4 separate regions of the Homo sapiens genome follow, and all the other regions are linked to region 1. Evidence: chromatin contacts called from ENCODE Hi-C or POLR2A ChIA-PET data. All regions are on one chromosome and are shown on one strand. The core of a region is the stretch at or near the end of the contact, and the rest is flanking DNA. Distances in the headings are between cores, read along the strand shown. Region 1 holds the start of MALAT1 (metastasis associated lung adenocarcinoma transcript 1). Region 2 holds the start of PACS1 (phosphofurin acidic cluster sorting protein 1). Region 3 holds the start of SF3B2 (splicing factor 3b subunit 2). Region 4 holds the start of MAJIN (membrane anchored junction protein).

Region 1 (6,806 bases), core at 2,490-4,989:
CTTGGCCCCTTTATGGGTTTTCACATTTGTGGATTCAAACAACTGTGAATCAAAAATATTTTTAAAGGCCGGGCATGGTGGGTCACACCTGTAATCCCAGCACTTTGGGAGGCCAAGGGAGGCAGATCATCTGAGGTCAGGAGTTCGAGACCAGCCTGACCAACATGGTGAAACCCTGTCTCTACTAAAAATACAAAAAAAATTAGCCGGGCGTGGTGGTGCGTACCTGTAATCCCAGCTACTCGGCAGGCTGAGGGAGGAGAATCGCTTGAACCTGGGAGGTGGAGCTTGCAGTGAGCCGAGATCGCGCCATTGCACTCCAGCCTGGGCTACAAGAGTGAAACTCCATCTCAAAAAAAAAAAAAAAAAAAAGAAAAATTTTTAAAAATTGAATCTGTATTGAACATATACAGACTTCGTTTCTTGTTATTACTCCCTCATTAATACAATATAAAAATTATTTACGTTGTATTAGGTATTATAAGCAAACTAGAGATGATTTAAGGGATATGGGAGGATATCTGTAGGTTACATAAGGAACTTGAGCATCTTCAGATTTTAGCATCCGAGGAGAGGTTTTAGAACCAAGGCCCCATGGATACCAAGGGATGACTGTACAACATTCTGGCGGCTGGGCACAGTGGCTCAAGCCTGTAATCCCAGCACTTTGGGAGGCCGAGGCGGGCGGATCACGAGGTCAGGAGATCCAGACCATCCTGGTTAACACGGTGAAACCCTGTCTCTGCTAAAACTACAAAAAATTAGTCGGGCGTGGTGGCGGGCGCCTGTAGTACCAGCTACTCGGGAGGCTGAGGCAAGTGAATTGCTTGAACCAGGGAGGCGGAGGTTACGGTGAGCCGAGATCCCGCCACTGCACTCCAGCCTCAGCGATAGAGTGAGACTTCGTCTCAAAAAAAAAAAAAAAGAAACATTCTGTAATCTGTCAAGGTAATGGAAATTAATGCAGTGACACTGACAATAATTTAAAGCATTTTAGGGCTCTTAACGTTCATCTCACTCGCTCTAGAGTGAAGGAGAGAGCAGAGAGTACAGAGCAGGTCCTAGGTCCTCCCCCAGATATAGAAAAACCGCAGTTGGAGAGACTGACAGAAGTGCTGGAGAGGAAGGGAGGCAGCAGGACGTGGAAAATCTGGGATTCAAGAACAGCTTCTGCTATTAATTAGCTGTGTGTCATTTCAGGCAAATCACAAAATCTCCAGGCCCCCAAATCCCCATTTGCGAAACGAGGTGACCTGCCTCAGTTTTCCTTCATCCAGCGATAAAATTCTACTAAAAAATTTCCAACCCCAGAGCAAGCATCAGGACTGTGCCTGAAGGGATCCGGCTGCATCTCAGTAATATTCCACTCTTACAGGCTTAAAAATAAAAAAGAAAAGAAAAGAAAACAAGAACAGTTTCACCAGCGTCAATTGAGAACAGCTGCTTCAACAGGCCCTGCTTTATGTGGGCAGGTGGGGACAGGGAGTTGGCCCAGAAAACAGGACCCTCATTTCCTGGAGCCCCCAGGGCAGCTCCCCAACACCGTACACAACCTGCATCATTTACAGGAGCCAAAGGAGTTTTAGAAATCAACTTCATAGAGTTGCTGTATCATTGTGTTAGTTTTGCCATCCTAACCTATACAGCGTCACTAATCTCTCCCCTCGGAGTTGACTGCCTAAAAACAAGCCATGGATACAGGTTCCAAAGACCCGGGGGTGAGGGAGCGGAGAGGGTGGGTGTCACCACCCCGTCCAGCTCCAAGCTTTGTGTGCCCTGGAACTCTCCATTTTAGGTCATTGCTTCAGTTTCTTTTCTAAAAAATTAGGCTGCTGCAAGGTCAGCCTGAGACCACTTCTGCCCCGAGAATTCTAGACTAGTAAGACCTGGTGACATACAAACGACGAAGATATTTTACAATAATGCCATGGCCCTTGATAGCTACACGAGGTTTGTGTTCTGATTTTAAATTAATGGATGACGTCGAGACTATATGGAGGAAATGACAAAGGACAGGAGAGAGGTGGGAAAGGAAGACCTAGACTGAAAATGGAAGTTGGGCAGCAGCTCCACGAAAGAAAGACCAGCCCCCAAGTGCAGTGACAGCGCAGAGTAGCGACCGAGAAGTTCCCAGGCCAGCTGCCACCCCGCCCCCATGCCATTCCCCAGAACAGGCACAGGCGTTAGGGCGGGGCGCGCGTGCGCAGTCACGCGCTGCGCCAACCGCCACAGCTCCGGGAAGGCGGCCAGGACCGGCTAGAGCCGGTTAGAACCAGTGGCGCCCGCCCACGAGCCAGCGCCTCACAAAGGGAGGGCGGCTCACGGCCCTCGCGTATCCCTGCGCGGCGCTCGCGAGCCGCCCCTCCCCCGGCGTTTGTCCCTGACGCAGCCCCACCGGTTGCGCAGTCCCTCCCCGCCCCCGCTCTCCCCTCCGCAGCCTGCAGCCCGAGACTTCTGTAAAGGACTGGGGCCCCGCAACTGGCCTCTCCTGCCCTCTTAAGCGCAGCGCCATTTTAGCAACGCAGAAGCCCGGCGCCGGGAAGCCTCAGCTCGCCTGAAGGCAGGTCCCCTCTGACGCCTCCGGGAGCCCAGGTTTCCCAGAGTCCTTGGGACGCAGCGACGAGTTGTGCTGCTATCTTAGCTGTCCTTATAGGCTGGCCATTCCAGGTGGTGGTATTTAGATAAAACCACTCAAACTCTGCAGTTTGGTCTTGGGGTTTGGAGGAAAGCTTTTATTTTTCTTCCTGCTCCGGTTCAGAAGGTCTGAAGCTCATACCTAACCAGGCATAACACAGAATCTGCAAAACAAAAACCCCTAAAAAAGCAGACCCAGAGCAGTGTAAACACTTCTGGGTGTGTCCCTGACTGGCTGCCCAAGGTCTCTGTGTCTTCGGAGACAAAGCCATTCGCTTAGTTGGTCTACTTTAAAAGGCCACTTGAACTCGCTTTCCATGGCGATTTGCCTTGTGAGCACTTTCAGGAGAGCCTGGAAGCTGAAAAACGGTAGAAAAATTTCCGTGCGGGCCGTGGGGGGCTGGCGGCAACTGGGGGGCCGCAGATCAGAGTGGGCCACTGGCAGCCAACGGCCCCCGGGGCTCAGGCGGGGAGCAGCTCTGTGGTGTGGGATTGAGGCGTTTTCCAAGAGTGGGTTTTCACGTTTCTAAGATTTCCCAAGCAGACAGCCCGTGCTGCTCCGATTTCTCGAACAAAAAAGCAAAACGTGTGGCTGTCTTGGGAGCAAGTCGCAGGACTGCAAGCAGTTGGGGGAGAAAGTCCGCCATTTTGCCACTTCTCAACCGTCCCTGCAAGGCTGGGGCTCAGTTGCGTAATGGAAAGTAAAGCCCTGAACTATCACACTTTAATCTTCCTTCAAAAGGTGGTAAACTATACCTACTGTCCCTCAAGAGAACACAAGAAGTGCTTTAAGAGGTATTTTAAAAGTTCCGGGGGTTTTGTGAGGTGTTTGATGACCCGTTTAAAATATGATTTCCATGTTTCTTTTGTCTAAAGTTTGCAGCTCAAATCTTTCCACACGCTAGTAATTTAAGTATTTCTGCATGTGTAGTTTGCATTCAAGTTCCATAAGCTGTTAAGAAAAATCTAGAAAAGTAAAACTAGAACCTATTTTTAACCGAAGAACTACTTTTTGCCTCCCTCACAAAGGCGGCGGAAGGTGATCGAATTCCGGTGATGCGAGTTGTTCTCCGTCTATAAATACGCCTCGCCCGAGCTGTGCGGTAGGCATTGAGGCAGCCAGCGCAGGGGCTTCTGCTGAGGGGGCAGGCGGAGCTTGAGGAAACCGCAGATAAGTTTTTTTCTCTTTGAAAGATAGAGATTAATACAACTACTTAAAAAATATAGTCAATAGGTTACTAAGATATTGCTTAGCGTTAAGTTTTTAACGTAATTTTAATAGCTTAAGATTTTAAGAGAAAATATGAAGACTTAGAAGAGTAGCATGAGGAAGGAAAAGATAAAAGGTTTCTAAAACATGACGGAGGTTGAGATGAAGCTTCTTCATGGAGTAAAAAATGTATTTAAAAGAAAATTGAGAGAAAGGACTACAGAGCCCCGAATTAATACCAATAGAAGGGCAATGCTTTTAGATTAAAATGAAGGTGACTTAAACAGCTTAAAGTTTAGTTTAAAAGTTGTAGGTGATTAAAATAATTTGAAGGCGATCTTTTAAAAAGAGATTAAACCGAAGGTGATTAAAAGACCTTGAAATCCATGACGCAGGGAGAATTGCGTCATTTAAAGCCTAGTTAACGCATTTACTAAACGCAGACGAAAATGGAAAGATTAATTGGGAGTGGTAGGATGAAACAATTTGGAGAAGATAGAAGTTTGAAGTGGAAAACTGGAAGACAGAAGTACGGGAAGGCGAAGAAAAGAATAGAGAAGATAGGGAAATTAGAAGATAAAAACATACTTTTAGAAGAAAAAAGATAAATTTAAACCTGAAAAGTAGGAAGCAGAAGAAAAAAGACAAGCTAGGAAACAAAAAGCTAAGGGCAAAATGTACAAACTTAGAAGAAAATTGGAAGATAGAAACAAGATAGAAAATGAAAATATTGTCAAGAGTTTCAGATAGAAAATGAAAAACAAGCTAAGACAAGTATTGGAGAAGTATAGAAGATAGAAAAATATAAAGCCAAAAATTGGATAAAATAGCACTGAAAAAATGAGGAAATTATTGGTAACCAATTTATTTTAAAAGCCCATCAATTTAATTTCTGGTGGTGCAGAAGTTAGAAGGTAAAGCTTGAGAAGATGAGGGTGTTTACGTAGACCAGAACCAATTTAGAAGAATACTTGAAGCTAGAAGGGGAAGTTGGTTAAAAATCACATCAAAAAGCTACTAAAAGGACTGGTGTAATTTAAAAAAAACTAAGGCAGAAGGCTTTTGGAAGAGTTAGAAGAATTTGGAAGGCCTTAAATATAGTAGCTTAGTTTGAAAAATGTGAAGGACTTTCGTAACGGAAGTAATTCAAGATCAAGAGTAATTACCAACTTAATGTTTTTGCATTGGACTTTGAGTTAAGATTATTTTTTAAATCCTGAGGACTAGCATTAATTGACAGCTGACCCAGGTGCTACACAGAAGTGGATTCAGTGAATCTAGGAAGACAGCAGCAGACAGGATTCCAGGAACCAGTGTTTGATGAAGCTAGGACTGAGGAGCAAGCGAGCAAGCAGCAGTTCGTGGTGAAGATAGGAAAAGAGTCCAGGAGCCAGTGCGATTTGGTGAAGGAAGCTAGGAAGAAGGAAGGAGCGCTAACGATTTGGTGGTGAAGCTAGGAAAAAGGATTCCAGGAAGGAGCGAGTGCAATTTGGTGATGAAGGTAGCAGGCGGCTTGGCTTGGCAACCACACGGAGGAGGCGAGCAGGCGTTGTGCGTAGAGGATCCTAGACCAGCATGCCAGTGTGCCAAGGCCACAGGGAAAGCGAGTGGTTGGTAAAAATCCGTGAGGTCGGCAATATGTTGTTTTTCTGGAACTTACTTATGGTAACCTTTTATTTATTTTCTAATATAATGGGGGAGTTTCGTACTGAGGTGTAAAGGGATTTATATGGGGACGTAGGCCGATTTCCGGGTGTTGTAGGTTTCTCTTTTTCAGGCTTATACTCATGAATCTTGTCTGAAGCTTTTGAGGGCAGACTGCCAAGTCCTGGAGAAATAGTAGATGGCAAGTTTGTGGGTTTTTTTTTTTTACACGAATTTGAGGAAAACCAAATGAATTTGATAGCCAAATTGAGACAATTTCAGCAAATCTGTAAGCAGTTTGTATGTTTAGTTGGGGTAATGAAGTATTTCAGTTTTGTGAATAGATGACCTGTTTTTACTTCCTCACCCTGAATTCGTTTTGTAAATGTAGAGTTTGGATGTGTAACTGAGGCGGGGGGGAGTTTTCAGTATTTTTTTTTGTGGGGGTGGGGGCAAAATATGTTTTCAGTTCTTTTTCCCTTAGGTCTGTCTAGAATCCTAAAGGCAAATGACTCAAGGTGTAACAGAAAACAAGAAAATCCAATATCAGGATAATCAGACCACCACAGGTTTACAGTTTATAGAAACTAGAGCAGTTCTCACGTTGAGGTCTGTGGAAGAGATGTCCATTGGAGAAATGGCTGGTAGTTACTCTTTTTTCCCCCCACCCCCTTAATCAGACTTTAAAAGTGCTTAACCCCTTAAACTTGTTATTTTTTACTTGAAGCATTTTGGGATGGTCTTAACAGGGAAGAGAGAGGGTGGGGGAGAAAATGTTTTTTTCTAAGATTTTCCACAGATGCTATAGTACTATTGACAAACTGGGTTAGAGAAGGAGTGTACCGCTGTGCTGTTGGCACGAACACCTTCAGGGACTGGAGCTGCTTTTATCCTTGGAAGAGTATTCCCAGTTGAAGCTGAAAAGTACAGCACAGTGCAGCTTTGGTTCATATTCAGTCATCTCAGGAGAACTTCAGAAGAGCTTGAGTAGGCCAAATGTTGAAGTTAAGTTTTCCAATAATGTGACTTCTTAAAAGTTTTATTAAAGGGGAGGGGCAAATATTGGCAATTAGTTGGCAGTGGCCTGTTACGGTTGGGATTGGTGGGGTGGGTTTAGGTAATTGTTTAGTTTATGATTGCAGATAAACTCATGCCAGAGAACTTAAAGTCTTAGAATGGAAAAAGTAAAGAAATATCAACTTCCAAGTTGGCAAGTAACTCCCAATGATTTAGTTTTTTTCCCCCCAGTTTGAATTGGGAAGCTGGGGGAAGTTAAATATGAGCCACTGGGTGTACCAGTGCATTAATTTGGGCAAGG
Region 2 (6,806 bases), core at 2,745-5,244, 570 kb after region 1:
CTACTCTTTTGCACGCCTGGTAATTTTTTTTTCTTTTCCTTTCTTTTTTTGAGAGAGGTTCTCACTGTGTTGCCCAGGCTGGTCTTGAACTTCTGGGCTCAAGCAATCATCCTGCCTCAGCTTCCCAAAGTGCTGGGATTACAGGTGTGAGCCATCAGGCCTGTCCAGTGCCTGGTAATTTTTTATTGAATGCTAGGCTTTGTGAAATTTACCTTGTTGGGTCCAAGATATTTTTGTATTCCTGTACATTTTCTTCAGCTCATTCGGGAATATAGTTATATGGAGATAGTTTGATCCTTTCAGGTCTTGTTTTGGGGTTCTTGAGGCAGGACTGAAGCAGTCCTCCCCATTGTGAGGCACAAGTACCTGTGTACTCTACCCACCACCCTGTGAATCAGGAGGTTTTTCCGGCTGGCTAGTGGGAGTTACTCTATTCCCAGTTCTGAGTGAGCAGCAGTTGCTGTTATGAATCCTTTTGGGTGCTTCTTTCCCTGTCCTTGGTAGGCATGTGCTGCTTAGTACTCCCCTGCATACTTGAGGACCTTCTGTAGGTCTCGAGTTCTCTCTCTGCTCTTTTCTCCAGTACTCTATCCTGTGAACTCTAGCTGCCTTGATCTCCCTGGACTTTCAGTTTCATCCTCCCAACTCACGGAGTCCTCAGGGCTCTCCATGAGTCTCCCCTCTGTTCTGTGGCCTGCAAACTCTCAGGTGTGGTATGCTGGGGCAGTTGAAGGGCTCATCACATTTGTTTCCTGTCTCGCAGGAATCACTGTGCTTTGTTGCCCCATGTGTAGTGTCTTGAAAACCACTGTTTCATATATTTTGCCCATTTTTTTTGGTTGTTTCAGGCAGGAGGGTGTATCTGGTTCCTCTTGCTCCTTGTCAGGAAGCAGAAGTCTCAAGCTTTGCATATTCAAGGAAGAAAAATAAAGAAGGGTACTGTGGACAGAGTATAGTGAGGAGGGCTTGGGTAAGGGACCAGGCTATGAACCCTTTAGGTCATGGTAAGGAGTTTGGATTTTATTCAGATAATGATCAGAAGCCTCAGAGGGTTTTGAGCAAAGGTCTGACAGGACCCGACATCCGTTTTAAGGTATTTTCTCTGGCTCCTGTGTGGACAATAGATTGTCACCTCTTCCAGCGGGAGAGGTGGAGATGATGGGCATAGTCTGGGGTGATAGTGGTAGATTTGCTCTTGTTCCTAGTGTAATCCTTGAAATTAGTGGTGAAACTGGCTGTGGATGGCTCTTGCGTTGGAAGGCCTGGAAGTGTGAATTACATACATGAGAACTCCAGGCATGACATTCTTCGGGTGGGAACTGTTGTCGCCTGCTCTATCTTGCCAGCTTCTCTGTACCAAAGTTCTTTTGGAAACTTTGAGCCTCTCTGACCTTTTGACCCTTATGTGCATGTGGGAGTCCTGGTCTGTGATCCCTTGACTTGATTCAGGGGGCCCCTTAGCTCCATCTGTGTTCCCTGGAGTCAGCACTGTGCCACCCCCCCGCCCAATTCTTTTCTGTCATGGGCAGAACTGCAGAGGCTGCATCCTTGGGGAGCTCAGAAGCTCTCCAAGGCGCTGAGTGGAGGTGCCACCTGTATCTTTTGTTTCCGCTTCTGGAGACCCTTTTGTCCCTTGCTTTTTGGGCCTGATCCCATTGTCCTTCGCAGAAGTGAGACACCTCAGCTCTTCACTGTGTTGCCAGAGAAGAGAACAGCCACTGTTGGAGGGGCCATGATGGGATCAACCCACATTTATGACATGTCCACGGTGAGTACTTGGAGGATACTGCTTTTGGAGGCTGAGAAAGGCAGCAGAAGCTAGGGCTTCTCTGACTCTTTGGAGATGACCAGGCCCTGATCTCCTTTCCAGGTTATGAGCCGGAAGGGCCCGGCTCCTGAGCTGCAAGGTGTGGAAGTGGCGCTGGCGCCTGAAGAGTTGGAGCTGGATCCTATGGCCATGACCCAGAAGTATGAGGAGCATGTGCGGGAGCAGCAGGCTCAAGTAGAGAAGGAGGACTTCAGTGACATGGTGGCTGAGCACGCTGCCAAACAGAAGGTAGGCGCTTCCAGGGGCGCTGGGCTGGGTGAGAGCCAGGGACCCTGGCCTGCCGTTTTCAGTGGCATGGTGCCCTCTAGTGGTGAGAGTGAGGGTGGCCTCTGCTTGCTGCTCTGTGCTTCCTTAGATTTGGAAGTCTTAGAAATCCTCCAGTGGGCTGCCCTCTTTAAGGACGATGAGGGGGAGGAACTCAGCCAAGTCTGAGAGGGAGCTCGAAGAGAATTCAGATTCAGCGCCTTTCCCACAGACTTCTATGTCTATGTCAGGCTGCCCACCCTTGTTTTGGGGGTCCGGGGGTGGTTCAACCTGTCTTAACCTGTGTCTCTTTCTCCCTATACAGCAAAAAAAACGGAAAGCTCAGCCCCAGGACAGCCGTGGGGGCAGCAAGAAATATAAGGAGTTCAAGTTTTAGGTCCCCTCACACTAGCCCTTTTTTTGGCCCTACGTCTGGATGCCTGGGCTTCACACAAGAACCACCTCTCCCGCAGTTCCCAAGGACTTGTCATTTCATGTTCTTATTTTAGACCTGTTTTGTAAATAAAGCTGTTTCCCAAGGAAAGAGATGAATATTTAACACTCCTGAGCCTCCCTCATCTCCTTTTAGCCCCTTCTTGCAAAAGGACTAAAATAGTCTCTTTCTACAATCACTGGGCTGCCCCAGTAACCACGAACATAAACTGGGATTAGACGGCGCATTTGACTGGTGGTGACGCCAACCCCAGGCTGAAATCTGTGTTTCACCACTGCCCTGCTTTGTAGGAAGGCTTGGGGGAAGTACCTCTAGGTCTGGTTTGACCTTACTACTTTGTCCTTGGGGAGTAAAAATAGCCAGATTAGCGCCCTAGCGCGGCAGAGGAAGTAACAGTGGGCTTGGGAAGTAGGCCAGGGCAGGCCTTCCCAACTGACCTTGTGACCAGAAGTTCAAGTCCTTACCTGTGCGACAACATAGCTCAAAAGCTAAATTGTCTTGAGTCCATATGAACCCTTGGGTTCAAGCAACACTAGTCGCTGGGGTTTGGGATTTGTATGTGGGATGGGGGGACTTACTTTCTCCAGGTTGTAATCTGGTCCTGAGCAGCCTTTCTGACAGACTAGAGCAGGCTGGATCACTGGCTCCCATGGGCATTTGCCAGCCTGTGGGGAGGGTAGTCATGCGCTGCTGTTGTACTACTGTTGGTGTTTAAGTGCACCAGTGGAGGCGCTCACTTGCCGGAGGGTTCAAGATGGTCTCGGGGTTGTGGGGGGCATGATCCAGATAGGACGTGGCAGCTGAGCTAGGCCTTAGGAGGAATGGAATTTTAGAAATTTGGTAAGCAACAAAGCACTGGCACTCTAAAGAGGCATTTGGGGGGTAGGGAAAGAAGAGGAAGGTTGGCTCCAGATGGGCCCCGGGGTAGCTTGAGAATTCACTTATGCGAAGAACCTTCTGGACTCCAGGTCCCTGAGCCCCCGCTTGCCCTCGGGGCGGGAACTTCCCGGATCACAGGCACCCGCGGTGGCAGCGGGCCCCGGGTCTCCGCCGACCTCTCTGTTTGCCGGGGCCGCAGGGCAGGGCTAGGTCGGCAGGCGGAGAGCCGGCTTCCCCGGGCAGACCCCCACCGCTGGGGGCGGGTTCCGCATTGGCTCCGAAGACCCGAGGGGCCGAGGCGCGCTCCCGCGGCGGCCCCCTCCCTGCAGGGACCGAATCCCGGAAAAGCCGGGTTTCCGCTGGCGGGGCCGCGGCCGGCCGTGGGCGGGGAGGGGAGGAGCGGGGGCAGACTGGCAGCGGATTTGAGGGCAGGACCCGTGGGCGCGCGCTGGCCACAGACCACCCCTTCTACTCCGCGGGAGCGAGGGGCGCGCGTGGCTGCACGCAGGGCGCGAGCGCGCCCGGCCCGGCCCCTCCGCGCTGGGTGGGGCCGCGCGGGCCGGGCTCCCCGCCCCCTCCCGGACACGCCCACCCGTGTCGGCCTCGCGAGCCGCAACAGGCAGCGGCGGTCGAGCGCGAGGCCCGCGCGCCCAGAGGCCCCGCGCGTGCGTGCAGCTCGCTGGCTGCTCGCGCTCGGGCAGGCGGGCTGAGGAGGCTGCCGCGCCCCCGCCGCCGCCGCCGCGGGGGAAGCCTGGGAGCCAGATCGGCGTCGCCTCGGCCTCCGTAACCCCCGCCTAGCCGGGCCATGGCGGAACGCGGAGGGGCGGGCGGTGGTCCCGGAGGCGCCGGGGGCGGCAGCGGCCAGCGGGGATCCGGGGTCGCCCAGTCCCCTCAGCAGCCGCCGCCGCAGCAGCAGCAGCAGCAGCCGCCGCAGCAGCCGACGCCCCCCAAGCTGGCCCAGGCCACCTCGTCGTCCTCGTCCACCTCGGCGGCGGCTGCCTCCTCCTCGTCCTCGTCTACCTCCACCTCCATGGCCGTGGCGGTGGCCTCGGGCTCCGCGCCTCCCGGTGGCCCGGGGCCAGGCCGCACCCCCGCCCCGGTGCAGATGAACCTGTACGCCACCTGGGAGGTGGACCGGAGCTCGTCCAGCTGCGTGCCTAGGTGAGCGCGGGAGGGTGCGGCGGGGCGCCGGGGGAGCGGGGTGGCCGCCGGGGCCCAGCCCTCCCCGCCCCAGCGCCCATGGGGTCCCCGCCCTCCATCTCCCCGACTGTCCCGCGGCCCGGCCTGGCTCCAGCCAGGCCTCCCGGGACTCCTGCCACGGGGACCCGCCCTCTCCTGGCAGCCCCACCTTCTGCCTGGGGCCGGGACCACCCTTCTGTCCTCCCCGAGGGACCTTCTGGCCTCGGCCCCGGGCTTTCTCCGATTGGGCTGACCGAATCCGGCCTTCCTGGCAGTCAGTTTCCCTGAGTAAGTCACTCTCCTGCCTCGCCGGCGCCGGGAGCTGTACATACATGGATGTGGTATAGATCTCTTGATATTATTATTTCCCAATAGACTCAGCATGTGCCAAACTCGATTGTCACCTCTTGCAGGTAAAGCTCATATAATCACCCTAGGGGCTTCTCATTAGCCTTCGGCACACATGTTCATTTGAACTTCATATTACACACGTTCTGTCCCAAGCGCTAGGCTCTTAGTTTTGGGGCCCTATTTAATGTGTCCTCAAGTGTATTTTTACCTCCCCTCCCCCACTAAAACTGGTCCCAGAATCTCCCAGCTCTGCAGGGCTGTATGAAATTACTGCCTTGTTCCTAAATTCAATCCATTGCTCTCTGTCTGTTGGAACCATCTGGGGACTTTCCTTCCATTGGCAAAATAGGCCTGAGTTTGGGAATATTTTCTGTTTTTGTATTGGCAAGGCAGTCTGTCTCCAACTCTGGGGACAGGGTGCTGTGTCTTACAGTTTGCCACTTGAATAAGACGGTGTGTGGAGCTGGTTTCACCCAGAAAGCCCAGAGAAGTGCCTGGAGGTGTTCTTTTTTGTCACCTTGTAGCTGAGTTGATTCTGTTGCCTTGAAGTCTTGGGCTGTCTCCTCACTGTTGGTTAGGCAGACGGATGTGTAAGTCAGAGTTAGAGAGGATTGCTGGGCTCCCCCCTCGACTGTCTTCCTTTCCCCACCTTTATTCTGGATAATATTGTTTTATATATATATCCCAGATAGGAATGATGAGAGTACATCTTTCTGTTTCGCTCAGCTTAAGGAACAGAGCATTATCGCTTCTGTTGAAGCTCTCAGGGTGCCCCTTCCTGACTGTCTCCCCTCTTCCTTCTACAAAGGTAAACACTATTTTGAATTGTGTTTATCATTTCCCTTGTTAGAAAAAAATTAGTTTTACTACATAATGCATCTCTATATATTTTATAGTTCTGAATGTTCTTGAAGTTTGTGTACATGGTGTCATCCTGTATGTGTTCTGTGACTTGATTGGTTTTTTTATTTTTTTTTAAATCAGCATTAGGTTTGTGAGAATCATCCATGTGGTATGGTAGCCATAGTTTAAATATTTTCATGATGGGTAGTATTCTGTTGTGTGAATGAATATACCGTAATTCTCTTGAATATGTAGGTTGTTTCCTGTTTAACACCCACAGTAATGCACACATTTCCCCCCAGGACTCCTAGTGCTCTTGTGCAGAAGTTTCTTTAGGTTGTATTCATATGGAGGGGTGGGATTGCCGCTCGCAGGGTATAGATCTGGGACTTCACTAGGCAAAAGTAGATTGTTTCCACAGGCTGCTTCCACTCTGTGTTTCCACATCACTTAACAGATTTACACATTGTTTTTTTTTTCTCTGTCCTTTCTCTAGGGAAATCAGGAGCCACATTAATTTAGTTTGCTGTGGCCAGATCCATAGCACAACACCAAGCTCAAGCGAGAGTTGAGTATGTGATGGTGTTCCTCTCTTGATCCTAAGCAGGCCTCTCTCTTTCTATACAGGCCCATCTATCGCTGAAGTATCCTAACCCACCTCTTTCACACATAGAAACACTGTGTTCCTTCCTACGTGGGTCCAGTCTTTCCCATTTCTCCTTCACTTTCATGCCTGTGTTTGGTGACGTTTGGGCAGCTGCCTTCTCCATCTCGTTAGGTTGAAAAGGCGCGAGCCTACTGGCAAGGAGCTGCAGCAGAGGGGCGTGAATGAAATCATTGACTGCTGTTGATGTTTGGTCTGCCCCTAGGTCTTTTGGTCACTGCAAAGTCCACGTAATAAATTATTAGCCTAAGAAACAGCCAGGCATCCTGATCAAATGTATAATTATTATGCTAACTTGCTGTGAGAGGCTTAGGCGGACTTATTTTTACATTCCGGGAGTGTGCAGTTACGTCACGTTTACTGAC
Region 3 (6,806 bases), core at 1,416-3,915, 550 kb after region 1:
TTTCCTCACTAGGACTCCAGACCCACTCACTCCTGACCAGAGCTATAGTGAGGCTGGGACCCCTGCCTAGGCACCTGCCACCAGGCATCAAAGAACCCAAGTTCAATCCTGGTTTGCTCTTAAATCCCAGAGTCAAGAGGCAACTCCCTAAGCCCTATTGCTTCCAGCTGTAAAATGGGAAGCTGTTCTGAGGTAGCAGAGATAATACACACGAAGGCTCCATGTGAACTTCTTAGTCCTCAGCTCCCATCACCTGGGAGCTGGGCAGCAGCACCTCCCAAAGCCATGCCAGACATCAAGAGCCCTACACTGAGTTCTGTGGCTGGCCTGCACACCTGCTTTCTATTTTGCTCTGGGCCTGGTAAAGCAAGGATCCTGGAGCTGGGTAGCCACCCAAAGGTGGGACTGGAAGGGGCTGGATACGCCCTTCTAGGCCCACATAGGAAATAGTGTGAGGGTCCTTGTTATGGTTGAGGAGGAGGAAATAGGGACTCTCAGAGTCAGAAGGACTGCTGGTGGCCCCAGTTTGGCCTCTTGGGCATGTCACCTTCTCTGCCCATCAATCTTCCGCTGTGTACAATATCGTGGGGGAGGAGGATCTTGAGACCTTGCCTCCTTCCCAGGGCTGTTATAAAATGAGACTCCAGGCCGGGTGCAGTGGCTCACGCCTGTAATCCCAGCACTTTGGGAGGCTGAGGCGGGCGGATCACGAGGTCAGGAGATCGAGACCATCCTGGCTAACGCGGTGAAACCCCGTCTCTACTAAAAAAAATACAAATAAATTAGCTGGGCGTGGTGGCGGGCGCCTGTAGTCGCAGCTACTCGGGAGGCTGAGGCAGGAGAATGGCGTGAACCCAGGAGGCGGAGCTTGCAGTGAGCGCAGATAGAGCCACTGCACTCCAGCCTGGGCAACTGAGACTCTGTCTCAAAAAAAAAAAAAAATAAATAAATAAATAAAAAATAAATAAATAAAATGAGACTCCATCAGCCTTTAGTTTATCCTGCCTCAGAGACCCCGCCCCCTTCCCTAGCACCTACACATGCCTTGGGGCCCTCAGCCTCAGATGACCTGCCCTGGGCTCTCCAGTTACAGGGAGCAGAAGAGCCTTCCTTTGGGCTAGAAAGGTTCTGCCTGAGTGGGCTGACAAGCTGGAGGGAAGGGCGCTGTTTTTCTGTCTTCGTTACTGTCCTTTCCGGGTTTGGCTTCTCCTCTGGGAGTGTGGCTGCAGGAGCCTCCCATAGTGATATTGATGGAAAGGGGAAAGGTCAAGGTTTGGGTAGGAGGAAGAGGACTTCCCACCCAGTGCTAGGATGTGAGCCAACCTTTCTCAACCCAGTCCTTTTCCCTGTCTCTCCCAAACCTCACCTTCCCCCGACCTGGTGCCCCATTCTTTTTTTTTCCCTGTTCCCAGCTTCTTCTCCACTGGGGGCAGTTGGCAAAATGGAGCTGGAGAAAAGATCTGAAGGGGATGTGTAGGGGGAAAATGAGACCATTTCACTTGAGTCTCCCCACTCCCTTTCTCAACACACATAAAAAACACACACAGGCTAGCTGTTGGTGAGAGGGCAGAGCTAGTGGCAGAGGTGGGGAGAGAAACTGAATTGATGGTGTGGGACAGGGAGAGGTGGATGCTAGGCAGGCAAGAATCCCTGCCAGTCTCTGCCTCTGTCTCCAAAGGCCAAGGGGAGTTGGGGTGGGGAGTGGGAGGCAAGGTGGGGCCCCCAGTGCAGGTGCGGCTGAGGGAAAAGGGCCTGAGTTTATTTTTGAGACTAAAAAAGACACAAATGCTTTCACCAGAAACATTGTTCCTTTTTTTCCAGTAATCATTTATTGGGCGCCTCTTGAACGCCAGGCGATGCGAGACTGAAAATGATCAAGTCCCTGCTCACATTTTTGGGATAGAGGTAGGAAGAAAGGGCAAGAAAGACTTAACAAACGGTGGAGATTCGAACGTATTATGGGAGCTCTAAGAAAGGAAAGGAAAGCGGGAGGAGGCTTAGTGGAGAAGACGACATTTGAGCCGGCCTGGAAGGTGGAAAAGGGGGCTTTAGAGTCGCCCTTCCCCCAGGTCGGCAGCTGGAGCTCAGCCCGGGCAGGCCTGCTGCTCTCCCGGCTTGGATCCCCTTTCAGCCCATTCATCCGGGCCTGGGCCGGGGGTGGGCGGGCAGACAATCAGACACTGTTTTATCCCAGGCATCGGCTCCAGCCTCCCGCTTGGCGCCCGCAACGCGGGGCCGCCGGGGAAATGAGTCTCTCGGGACTCCCTGGGAGCGTAAGCGTTCGAGGATCTGACCGGAGGGCCGGGCCGGAAAGCTTGAGAGCCTTCGCTCCCGCAGGTGAGGCGCAGAAAACACTCCCTCGGGGAAGTGCCAGCCCTCCTCGCAGCCCCGCCCTCCGGCCCGCCGCCGGCCTTCGGGGCCGTAGCGGCGCGCAGGGCCCGCAGAGACCGAGACCTGCGCACTACAACTCCCAGGAGGCCTCGCGACCAGACCGCCGAGGGGCCACTAGAGAAAGGTGCGTCTGCGGCGAATCCCGTCGCCCAGCGCACGGCAGCGGGTGTGCCTGAGTGCGCGTCGCCTCCCAACCAGAGAGGACGTGGCATACGGCGCCACCGGAAGTTCCGGCAAGTGGGCCCTGAGGCTGGCCCCAGCTTCCGGGTTGGTCGCGCGCCTTCCTGCGGCTAAGATGGCGACGGAGCATCCCGAGCCTCCCAAAGCAGAATTGCAGCTGCCGCCGCCGCCACCTCCAGGCCACTATGGCGCCTGGGCTGCCCAGGAGCTTCAGGCCAAGTTGGCAGAGATCGGAGCTCCGATCCAGGGTGAGGAACACAGGAAGTCGAGGGGCCTTTACGGGCCTGCGGAGAAGCGGAGCCTGGTTACCCGGGAGACTCGGGTGCGAGGGGCGGAGGCAGGCCGCTGGGGCCTGACCTGGCCGGGCTGGCCTGCCCCATTGATCGTGTACTTTGCCCTGCAGGTAATCGCGAGGAGCTGGTGGAGCGGCTGCAGAGCTACACCCGCCAGGTAGGTGTTGGCGGCGGGACGTCAGGATAGGCCGAGCTTCTCCAGGAGACCTTATATACCCCATCACGGCTCGGTCTTCATTCTTTCTTTATCTCGGCACAGCAAGGCGGAGGCTTGCCCTTTTTAGCTTGTTCTTGCCTTTGCCAGCTTAGTTGTAATTTCTTGTATCCATCTTGGTCCTCTTCAGTGCCCAGCCAGAGCGCTGGCAGACAGGCACTGGGTACGTTTTGTTGAATGAATTGGGAGCGAACGTCGTTTAGTGAAACAGCTAGTTTTGGACTGACCTAGAGTCCTTTCTCTTTTGCAGACTGGCATCGTGCTGAATCGGCCGGTTTTGAGAGGGGAAGATGGGGACAAAGCCGCTCCACCTCCCATGTCGGCACAGGTAGGGAGATTCTTCTGTTTTTTAAGATTCCATCTGCTGATCCTTTTGTAGTTCATGAGCATGATGATTGGGTGTTCACGTGCATGTGTGAGATGTGACACCCTTGCACATTACTCGCCTGACCTGAGTGGGGAAAAAAAAAGATTCCATATGTTCAGGGTAGCCCTTCCTCTCACTTGCAGTTGTTGGGCAGGGAGGTACTGCCATGACAGAATTGTGAGCTCTTCAGTTCTCTCTTTGATGCTGACACTTGCCTCCTTTTCCACTGTCTGCTTCTCCAAAAGCAGCTTGTGGCCGGGTGCAGTGGCGCATGCCTGTAATCCCACCACTTCGGGATGCTTAGATGGGACGATCGCTTGAAGCCAGGAGTTCGAGACCAGCCTGGGCAACATAGTGAGACTCTGTTACTACAAAAAATTTTAAAAATTAGCTGGGCACGGTGGCACGCGCCTATAAAGTCCCTATAAAGAGGCTCAAGGATTGCTGGAGCCCTGGGGTTGGAGGCTGCAGTGAGCTCTGGTTGCGCCACTGTACTCCATGTACTCCATCCTGGGTGACAGAATGAGACTTTGCTTCTTTAAAAAAAAAAGGGGGGAGGTGATGGGGGAGGGGCTGGGAGAGTGTCAGAAAAAATAGCTAATGCATGCCAGGCTTAATACTTAGGCAGTGGGTTGATAGGTGCAGCAAACCACCATAGCACACATTTACCTATGTAACAAACCTGCGCATACTGCACATGTACCCGAAAACTTACAATAAAATAAAATTAAACCAAAAAATAGGAAAAAAAAAAAAGAGGCAGGGCGTGGTGGCTCATGTCTGTAATCCCAGCACTTTGAGAGGCCAAGGCAGGTGGATCGCCTGCGGTCAGGAGTTTGAAACTAGCCTGGCCAACATGGCGAAACTCTCTCTACTAAAAATACAAAAATTAGCTGGGCGTGGTAGCACATGTCTGTAATCCCAGCTACTTGGGAGGCTGAGGCAGGAGAATCACTTGAACCCTGGAGGTGGACGGTGCAGTGAGCCAAGATCAAGCCCCTGCACTCCAGCCTGGGCAATAGAGCGAGACTGTCTCAAAAAAAAAAAAAAGAGGCAGGGCATGGTGGCTCATGCCTGTAATCCCAGCACTTTGGGAGGCTGAGGTGGGCGATCACTTGAGGTCACGAGTTCAAGACCAACCTGGCCAACATGGTGAAACCTTGTCTCTACTAAAAATATAAAAATTAGCCGGGCATGGTGGCAGGTGCCTGTAATCCCAGCTACTTGGGAGGCTGAGGCACGAGAATTGCTTGAACCTGGAAAGCGGAGGTTGCAGTGAGCTGAGATTGCGCCATTGCACTCCAGCCTGGGTGACAGAGCGAGACTCTTGTCTCAAAAAAAAAAAAAAAATACAGCTTGAATACAAGGAAGACTGACTTGTCCTTACCCAGCTGGAAGCAATCACCCTTTTCTTTGCCTGCCCCAGGCACAGTTCCCATGTTCTTTTGTGTGACATCGAGGGCTCCCTGATTTGATTTCACACCCCTTGCGTTTAGTAGTCATTGGGGTTTGCATTGCCCAGATACAGTGGTTCCTGTTTATGTAAGTCCTCTCAATTTCCATGTTCCTTCTGATCCAGGATTTGCCTCATTTTCTCTAAAGCAGTGGCTCTGACCTGGCATCTACTGATCTCTGTGTGTAGGATGAGGAGTCCCTAGATGGCCTCAGAGGCGTCTTTGAGTCTCCTAGAATTGTATGCAGAATCTATATTCAGGATATCTTTTTGGAGAGAGTGGATAGCTTCCTTTGGTTGGTGCCAGAAGTTAACATTCTCATATCTTTATAGAGCTGTGGAGCATTCTCTCTTATGGAGTGGTAACTATGTATCATTTGACTTAGAATTCCAGCTCCTGACTCAAAGTAGATCCCCCAGATATTTGCAGAATGAGTAGATAAATGCTTCCTAGTTTTATGATCATATTTTCTCCACAGCTCCCTGGAATTCCCATGCCACCACCACCTTTGGGACTCCCCCCTCTGCAGCCTCCTCCGCCACCCCCACCACCTCCACCAGGCCTTGGCCTTGGCTTTCCTATGGCCCACCCACCAAATTTGGGGCCCCCGCCTCCTCTCCGTGTGGGTGAGCCAGTGGCACTGTCAGAGGAGGAGCGGCTGAAGTTGGCTCAGCAGCAGGCGGCATTGCTGATGCAGCAGGAGGAGCGTGCCAAGCAGGTAGGGCAGGTGGCAGCCCTGGCCTTGGACTCATTAGGTCCCTGAAGGGGCAGTGGAGCCTTAGAGAAAGCTGGGTCCTAGAACTAAGGCTTCTGGGAAGGTCGGGACTAAAGATTGGAACATGGGCCCTTGACTGGAAGAGGATCTCAAGAAGCAAGAGTTGTGGCAGATTGGCGTGTTGGGTATTGGTGCTGGTATGAACTTGTTTTCTTTTTTAAGCAGGGAGATCATTCGCTGAAGGAACATGAGCTCTTGGAGCAGCAGAAGCGGGTAATACCCCTCCCCCTAACCTTTGACCTCGTGGTCCAGTCAGTTGGCTGTCATTTATAGTGCTTAGAGTGCACCATTCAAGTTTTCCCTGGAGGCTACTTTGTTCTCAACTAAGTTCTAGTATCTTCCAAAGCTTTCAATTTTTCTTGAAGTTCAGGAATTGACAAACTATGACCTGTGGCCTGCATGTGTATGGCCTATGAGCTAAAAATAACTTTAAAATTTTTTAAGGGTTATAAGAAAACCCAAACCAAAAATATGTACCAGAGTCTGTACAGCAACCCATAAAGCCTAAAATATTTACCTTCTGACCTATTATAAAAAGAGCCTGCTGACCTCTGCTCGCCTTACATGACATCATTCTAGATAGGACTCTGGGTAATTGAGTTATTTGTATTGGATTTAGACAGAATAGGACTGTAAGTCTGGGAATGTTATATAAGATGTTTGGCCCCAGAGGTGCATTGCATCAGTCATTACCCAGTGGGTTACTCAGGAGTATTAAAAAGTAAGTGTTAAAAAGCAACAAGTATGAGCTGGGTGCCGTGGCTCACACCTGTAATCCTAGCACTTTGGGAGGCTGAGGTGGGTGGATCGCTTGAGCTCAGGAGTTCGAGACCAGCCTGGCCAACATAATGAAACCCTGTCTCTCAGAAATACAAAAATTAGCCAGGTGTGGCGGCGCATGCCTGTAGTCCCAGCTACTTGGGAGGCTGAGGTGGGAGGATGGCTTGAGCTGGGGAGGCCGAGGTTGCAGTGAGCTGAGATCATGCCACTGTACTCCAGCCTAGGCAACAGAGCCAGACTCTGTCTCAAAAAAAAAAAAAAAAAAAAAAGCCACAAGTCTGGACCTGTGGGTAAAGTACTGTCTTTGCCCAGATTGTGCTGGATCTTGAGGGGTGGATATAAGAAAAGAGCT
Region 4 (6,806 bases), core at 1,543-4,042, 530 kb before region 1:
GGTATGTGAAACTACTGGAATAGATGATGAGATCATCCAGGAAGAAATTATAGAGAAGGGATGAGGGCCTTCCTTATAAGCCAGGTTACAGATTGTGGAATCTGTTGTCAGAGCAATCAGAAGGCACTGAAGGGTATAATAAAAAAAAAAAACGACATGACCAGATGGCTGTGACTTAAAAAAAAAAAAAAATCCCTCCTGGCTGCAATGTGGGAAACAACCCGGAACAAGAACAGATGAAAGGAGACCAGCTAGGAGCCTCCTGCGGCTCAAGGCAGAAGCTGACAGTAGCCAGGTCTACAGTGATAAAAGTGAAGATGACAAAAGGTGAACTGATTTGGAAGATGGTACTCAGGAAGCTGAGGCAGGCAAGACTCTGTCTTTTTTTTTTTTGAGACGGAGTCTTACTCTGTTGCCCAGGCTGGAGTGCAGTGGTGCGATCTTGGCTCACTGCAACCTCTGCCTCCCGGGTTCAAGCGATTCTCCTCCCTCAGTAATGACCTGGTGACTTGATAAGGTGAGGGAGAGCGATGACTCCTGGTTGCTTGAGCAACTAACTGAAGAGGTAAAAGCACCATTTTCTGAAAACAGGAGCCTTGGAAAGTAAATTTTTGAAGGCAAGATGTTGAGTCTGTATCTGGAGATGCTGAAGTTTGAGATGCCAATGAGATAGCCAAAGAGAGATTCTAGATAAGACTGCTGGAAACTGGCTTCCTACCTGCAGATACATACATGAAGGAACTAGAGTTCAAAAAAGTGAAGGATGGGCCAGGCGCAGTGACACTTGCCTGTAATCCCAGCACTTTGGGAGGCCAAAGTGGGTGGATCACCTGAGGTCAGGAGTTCGAGACCAGCTTGGCCAACATGGTGAAACCCCATCTCTACTAAAAATACAAAATTAGCCAGGTGTGGTGGCAGACACCTGTAATCCCAGCTACTTGAGAGGCTGAGGCAGGAGCATCGCTTGAACCCAGCAGGCAGAGGTTGCAGTGAGCCCAAATCTCACCATTGCACTCCAGCCTGGGGGACAAGAGCAAGACTCCGTCTTTTTTTTTTTTTTTTTTTTTTTGAGACGGAGTCTTGTTCTGTTGCCCAGGCTGGAGTGCAATGGTGCGATCTTGGCTCACTGCAACCTCCACCTCCTGGGTTCAAGCGATTCTCCTGCCTCAGCCTCCCAAGTAGCTGGGACTACAGGAGCCTGCCACCACACCCGGCTGATCTTTGTATTTTTAGTAGAGACCAGGTTTCACCATGTTGGCCAGGATAATCTCCATCTCCTGACCTTGTGATCCACCTGCCTCAGCCTCCCAAAGTGCTGGGATTACAGGCATGAGCCACCGTGCCTGGCCCACACTGTCTTAAAAAAAAGAAAAAAAGAAGAAAGAAAAAGAAAAGGATGTTCGGCAAAGTATACCTGCTGGCATCTTTCTGCCCACTTGCCCAGATGCCAAGATTCAATCAAGGCTCTGGGGAGTGGCACAGAGATCTCAGTGCCATGACTCATATTTACTTGCAAGGTGCAATCGGGCATTTGAAAGCCAGAAACTCATTCAAATCAAGACATGATGTGACAGGAAATGTTTCAGTGGAAAAAATCTTGTTTTCATGGCAACAGCTAGGCTGGGGTTGGAGGGTGGGTATAGACCAGAGGAGCACTTTAGTTCCTGGGGAAAGTCTGTGGTAAGAAGGTGGGGTGTGGCCGGGCAAAGCGGCTCACACCTGTAATCCCAGCACTTTGGGATGCCGAGGCGGGTGGATATCCTGAAATCAGGAGTTCGAGATCAGTCTGGCCAACATGGTGAAACCGTCTCTACTAAAAACACCAAAATTAGCCGGGTATGGTGGCGGGCACCTGCAATCCCAGCACTCTGGGAGGCAGAGGCGGGTGGATCACTTGAGGTCAGGAGTTCAAGACCAGCCTGGCCAACATGGTGAAACCCCATCTCTACAAAAATACAAAAATTAGCCAGGAGTGGCGGCGCATGCCTGTAATCCCAGCTACTCAGGAGGCTGAGGCAGGAGAATCGCTTGAACCCAGGAGGCGGAGGTTGCAGTGAGTCAATATCGCCCCCACTGAACTCCAGCCTGGGCGACAGAGCGAGACCCCGCCTCAAAAAAAAAAAAAAAAAAAAGGACGGAGGAAGTTGCGGGGGGGCGGGGAAGGAGGAGGAGGAGGAGGGTGAAGCGCTGGGTGTGGAGTGGGGAAAGGGCAGTCTCTGGAGTCGGCGGACGACAGCAGGGTCCCCGTACTGTGTGCCGGTCACTCGCCCGAAGGAGGGGACAGAGGCCTGGAGCCCCCCGGTCTACCTCGCACGCTCCCGGCCTGCGACCCGCGCTCCGGTCCCGCGGCCTCCCCGTGGGAGCCCTGCAGTGGCACGGCCTGCACCCTGGGCGAGCTTGCTGGGTGTCCCGAGAGCCCGGCGCTGAGAAAGGGACCTCAGGGGGCAGGGGGGACTGCACTTCGGCGGCGGAGGGTGGAGCCCGGCCCGGAAACTTCCCTCAGAAATAAACAGAAACGCAAAGACAACTTCCCGAGGGCCCGGGCCGTCGTGTGCCGTTACCTCAGCCCCAGGTGGTTCCCAGGCTCGGCCAGGCTATGTCTCACACACTGACTAGGGGTCCTTCGGCCTCAGAAAAGTGGCCCCGGACGGAATACCCACTAAGAAGTGCTCTCTGAAAAAGGCGGGCGCCAACCTCGAACGAAGTCGTTTTGAGGGACTGGCTCGCCAGCTCCTAAGCAACTTCGGGGCTCGTGCCGCGCACCCACCAGGCCTTCTGCGCACGCGCAAGTGCGCTTCCCACCGCCCCTTCGGGCGCAGCTCCAAGGCCTGGCCGCGGTCTGCGCGTGCGCATTTCATTGTCGACACCGAGAGGACGCCTTGGCGCCTTCAGGTCCCTCCTGGATTTACCAGCCCATTGTTTATTTCGCGCCTGCTTTAGCGTGGTGTCGTCGGGAACTAGCGACTGCAGAGTCCTTACTGTGTGCTAGGCGTTATGCAGGGTACCTTCCTTTATTCCTCGGCGATATGCTCTGCGGCAGGCATTAATGCCCCAAATTTAGGATCGCTTGAGCTCAGGAGGCCGAGGCTGCAGTGAGCCGAGATCGCGCCACTGCACTCCAGCCGGGGCGACCAAGCGAGACCTGTTACACACACATACACACACACACACGCACTCCCACTTTTTTTCCTTAAATCTTATTTTTAAAAGTAGAGACAGGGCCGGGCGCGGTGGCTCATGCCTGTAATTCCAGCACTTTGGGAGGCCAAGGTGGGTGGATAACCTAAGGTCAGGAGTTTGAGACCAACCTGGCCAATGTGGTGAAACCCCATCTCTATTTTGTAAAAATACAAGCTTAGCCAGGCGCGGTGGCTCACTCCTGTAATCCCAGCACTTTGGGAGGCCGAGGAGGGCAGATCACGAGGTCAGGAGATCCAGACCATCCTGGCTAACACGGTGAAACCCCGTCTCTACTAAAAATAACAAAAAATACAAAAAACTAGCCGTGGTGGCGGGCGCCTGTAGTCCCAGCTACTCAGGAGGCTGAGGCAGGAGAATGGCGTGAACTCGGTAGGCGGAGCTTGCAGTGAGCCGAGTTTGCGAGATTGCGCCACTGGACTCTAGCCTGGGCGACAGAGCAAGACTCCGTCTCAAACAAAACAAAGCAAAAACAAGATTAGCCAGGCACGGTGGGGCACACCTGTAATCCCTGCAACTCGGGAGGCTGAAGCACAAGAATCTCTTGAACCCGGGAGGCAGAGCTTGCAGTGAGCTGAGATCACACCATTGCACTCCAGCCTGGGCAACAAGAGCAAAACTCCGTCTCAAAAAAGAAAAAAAAATCGGGGGGAGTGGGGGCCTGGGCGCGGTGGCTCACATCTGTAATCCCAGCACTTTGGGAGGCCAAGGCAGGCAAATCACGAGGTCAGGAGTTCAAGACCAGCCTGGGCAACATGGTGAAACTACGTCTCTACTAAAAATACGAAAATTAGAGTTGGGCATGGTGGCCACGTGCCTGTAATCCCAGCTACTCTGGAGGCTGAGGCAGGAGAATTGCTTGAACCTGGGAGGCAGAGGTTGCAGTGAGCTGAGATCACTCCAGTGCACTCCAGCCTGGGCTACAGAGTGAGGCTCCATCTCAAAAAAAAAAAAAGAAAGAAAGAAACTGCGAAGCAGTTTTCCAGAGTGGCTGTACCATTCTGCACTCCCGTCAGCAGAGTGTGAGAATTGCTCTGCATCCTTGCCAGCACTTGATATTTTCAGTTAAAAATTTTTTGCCATCCTAATAGATGTGTAGTGGTATCTAGTTATAGATTTAATTTGCATTTCCCTAACGACTAATAACGTTGAGCACCTTTTTATGGGCCCTTGGGATTCTTGAGAATTAATAAACCTATACCCTAACTCAGAAACAATTTACAGTGCTAAAGAGACTCGTATGGATTCAGACTTAGCCTGCCATACTGGAACATTTCAACAGCAACGCTCGCAGATGACAACAGAATTCAAAGCACATATACCAGATCTGTCAAGCCAGCCAGCACATGGCAAAAGCCTGGCAACAAAAAATAGCATGCTGTGTGTGTGTCTGTCTCCAAGAAGTTCAGTGTTACTTAACTATAAGAAACAGGTGGCCGTGTGCAGTGGCTCACACCTGTAATCCCAGCACTTTGGGAGGCGGAGGCGGGCAGATCACCTGAGGTCAGGAGTTTGAGACCAGCCTGGCCAACATGGTGAGACCCTGTCTCTACTAAAACAAACAAAAAACACACCACAAAATCAGCCAGGCAAGGTGGCATGCACCTTAATCCCAGCTACTTGGAGGCTGAGGCAGGAGAATCACTTGAAATCGGGGGGTGGAGGTTGCAGTGAGCTGAGACTGCACCATTGCACTCCAGCCCGGGCAAAAAATGTGAAACTTCATCTCAAAAAAAAAAAAAAAAAAAGAAAGAAAGAAAGAAAAGAAAAAGAAAGAAACAGGTGTGGAGTGGCAGGAGATATGGTTGAGGGGAGACACAGGGGCTAGACTACGAAGAAGCTTGTGCTGAGGTACTTGAGGTACTTGAATTTATCCCTACAGCAATAAGATGCTCTTAAAAGTTGGATTTTGGTCTCAGAAATATGTTCCTGAGGCCAGGCGTGATGGTTCACACCTGTAATCCCAACACGTTGGGAGACAGGAGGATCTCTTGAGGCCAGGAGTTCAAGACTCGCCTGGGCAACATAGTAAGACTCCATCTCCACAAAAAAATAAAAAAAATAGCCAGACATAGAAGTGCATGCCTGTATTCCCAGTTACTCAGGAGGCTGAGGGGGAGGATTGCTTGAGCCCAGGGGTCCAAGGCTGCAGTGAGCTGTGATCATGCCACTGCAGTCTGGCCTGGGGGACACATCGAGTCCCCCCGCAAAAAAAAAGTTCCTGGAACCTGGCTTCTTCATTTTCATTTTCATTTTCATTTTCTGCCTGCTTATTCTTACTTATCCTTCAAGGCCCAGCCCAAATGCCACCTCCTCTGAGAAGCCCTCTGTAATCCCCCTAGCCAGAAGATCAGGTCCCTTTTTTTTTTTTGCCTTTCCTTGTATTGACTGGCCAGTCTGCTTGGAGGGTGGGAACTGCAATTTACACCACTTTGGGCTTTTTTTTTTTTTTTTTTTTTTTGAGACGGAGTCTCCCTCTGTCGCCCAGGCTGGAGTGCAGCGGTGCGATCACGGCTCACTGCAAGCTCTGCCTCCCGGGTTCACGCCATTCTCCTGCCTCAGCCTCCTGAGTAGCTGGGACTACAGGCATCCACCACGACACCTGGCTAATTTTTTGTATTTTTAGTAGAGACGGGGTTTCACCGTGTTAGCCAGGATGGTCTCGATCTCCTGACCTCGTGATCTGCCCGCCTTGGCCTCCTGAAGTAGTGGGATTACAGGTGTGAGGCACCGCACCCGGCCACTTTGGGCTTCTTATGTGGCTTGACAAGGGATCTAGCACATAGAAGGTGCTAACCCATGTTTGATGAATGTTGATGAATTTTCAAATGAAGGAAGTTTACTGGGCAATCCAGCTCTGGAGTCCTGTCAGATTACACCAGTATTAGTTCTCAAACGTGGGCATGCATCAGAACTACCTAGAGGGCTTGTAGATTGCTGGACCGAGCCCCCAAGTTTCTGATTTAGTAGATCTGGGGGTCTGAGAATTTGCCTTTTGAACAAGTAAGTTCCCAGGTGCTGCTGCTGCTGGTAGAAGGGACCATACTCAGATAAACTTTGGATGAAACATTCTTTACATGTGGCTGTGGGTATAGTTCAAGTGCTTCTGAGAATCAAGCTCTGGCGGGGACACTCTCAAGGGACCATGAATCCTGTGCTTTATCACAACCATCTGACCACCTGACCCTTCAAGGGATGTCCTTGGTCTTGACTACTGTCCCACTCCTTTGACTTGGAGGCAGGATTACTTTACCCTCTCCTGGTCCCTTTATTTATTTTAATTAATTTATTTATTTTTGAGACAGAGTGTCGTTCCAGTGTCGCCCAGGCTGGAGTGCAATGGCACGATCTCGGCTCACTGCACCCTCTGCCTCCTGGGTTCAAGCAACTCTCCTGCCTCAGCCTCCCAAGTAGCTGAGATTACAGGTACCCACCACCAGGCCTATCTAATTTTTTTTGTATTTTTAGTAGAGATGGGGTTTTGCCGTGTTGGCCAGGCTGGTCTTTAACTCCTGACCTTTGGTGATCCACCCACCTCGGCCTCCCAAAGTGCTGGGATTACAAGCGTGAGCCACTGTGCCTGGGCTATTTATTTATTTATTTGAGAT

What was found. A loop is a pair of places that touch in the nucleus more often than their neighbours do. ChIA-PET counts read pairs that join two places held with the same protein, here RNA polymerase II (POLR2A). Pooled maps may share reads with other maps.
Region 2: a loop to region 1 is called in a pooled map, with 4 times the contacts of the local background. The contact joins the promoter of PACS1 here to the promoter of MALAT1 in region 1. A Hi-C loop is called at or near these places in 1 of 50 pooled maps. POLR2A ChIA-PET finds 5 or more read pairs at or near these places in 3 of 52 experiments (CD4-positive, alpha-beta T cell, T-cell and WTC11).
Region 3: a pooled map shows a loop between it and region 1 (4-fold over the local background). The contact joins the promoter of SF3B2 here to the promoter of MALAT1 in region 1. A Hi-C loop is called at or near these places in 1 of 50 pooled maps. POLR2A ChIA-PET finds 5 or more read pairs at or near these places in 2 of 52 experiments (WTC11 and activated CD4-positive, alpha-beta T cell).
Region 4: POLR2A ChIA-PET joins it to region 1 with 10 read pairs in CD4-positive, alpha-beta T cell. The contact joins the promoter of MAJIN here to the promoter of MALAT1 in region 1. POLR2A ChIA-PET finds 5 or more read pairs at or near these places in 2 of 52 experiments (CD4-positive, alpha-beta T cell and Panc1).

The regions. Positions count from the first base shown.
Region 1 is chr11:65,495,306-65,502,111 of GRCh38, forward strand. It overlaps MALAT1 (metastasis associated lung adenocarcinoma transcript 1), which reads left to right and starts at 3,740. Exons shown (of 1, transcript NR_002819.5): 1 at 3,740-6,806. It also overlaps TALAM1. RefSeq lists enhancers at 1,732-2,931, 2,501-2,740, 2,801-2,870, 3,431-3,500, 3,551-3,630 and 3 more, a cis regulatory region at 2,192-2,207 and a silencer at 2,401-2,460.
Region 2 is chr11:66,066,278-66,073,083 of GRCh38, forward strand. It overlaps PACS1 (phosphofurin acidic cluster sorting protein 1), which reads left to right and starts at 3,995. Exons shown (of 24, transcript NM_018026.4): 1 at 3,995-4,565. The coding sequence starts at 4,210. It overlaps SF3B2 (splicing factor 3b subunit 2), which reads left to right. Exons shown (of 22, transcript NM_006842.3): 20 at 1,669-1,768; 21 at 1,871-2,056; 22 at 2,397-3,031. The coding sequence ends at 2,468. RefSeq lists an enhancer at 1,848-2,007 and silencers at 3,555-4,174, 4,185-4,234, 4,385-4,514, 4,525-4,674, 4,735-4,939 and 1 more.
Region 3 is chr11:66,049,699-66,056,504 of GRCh38, forward strand. SF3B2 (splicing factor 3b subunit 2) reads left to right here and starts at 2,666. Exons shown (of 22, transcript NM_006842.3): 1 at 2,666-2,819; 2 at 2,975-3,021; 3 at 3,329-3,406; 4 at 5,378-5,617; 5 at 5,837-5,887. The coding sequence starts at 2,687. It overlaps SNORD13F (small nucleolar RNA, C/D box 13F), which reads left to right and starts at 3,446; the gene lies at 3,446-3,530. RefSeq lists enhancers at 1,664-2,215, 2,034-2,083, 2,704-2,873 and a silencer at 2,284-2,493.
Region 4 is chr11:64,969,316-64,976,121 of GRCh38, forward strand. It overlaps MAJIN (membrane anchored junction protein), which reads right to left and starts at 2,793. Exons shown (of 11, transcript NM_001037225.3): 1 at 2,562-2,793.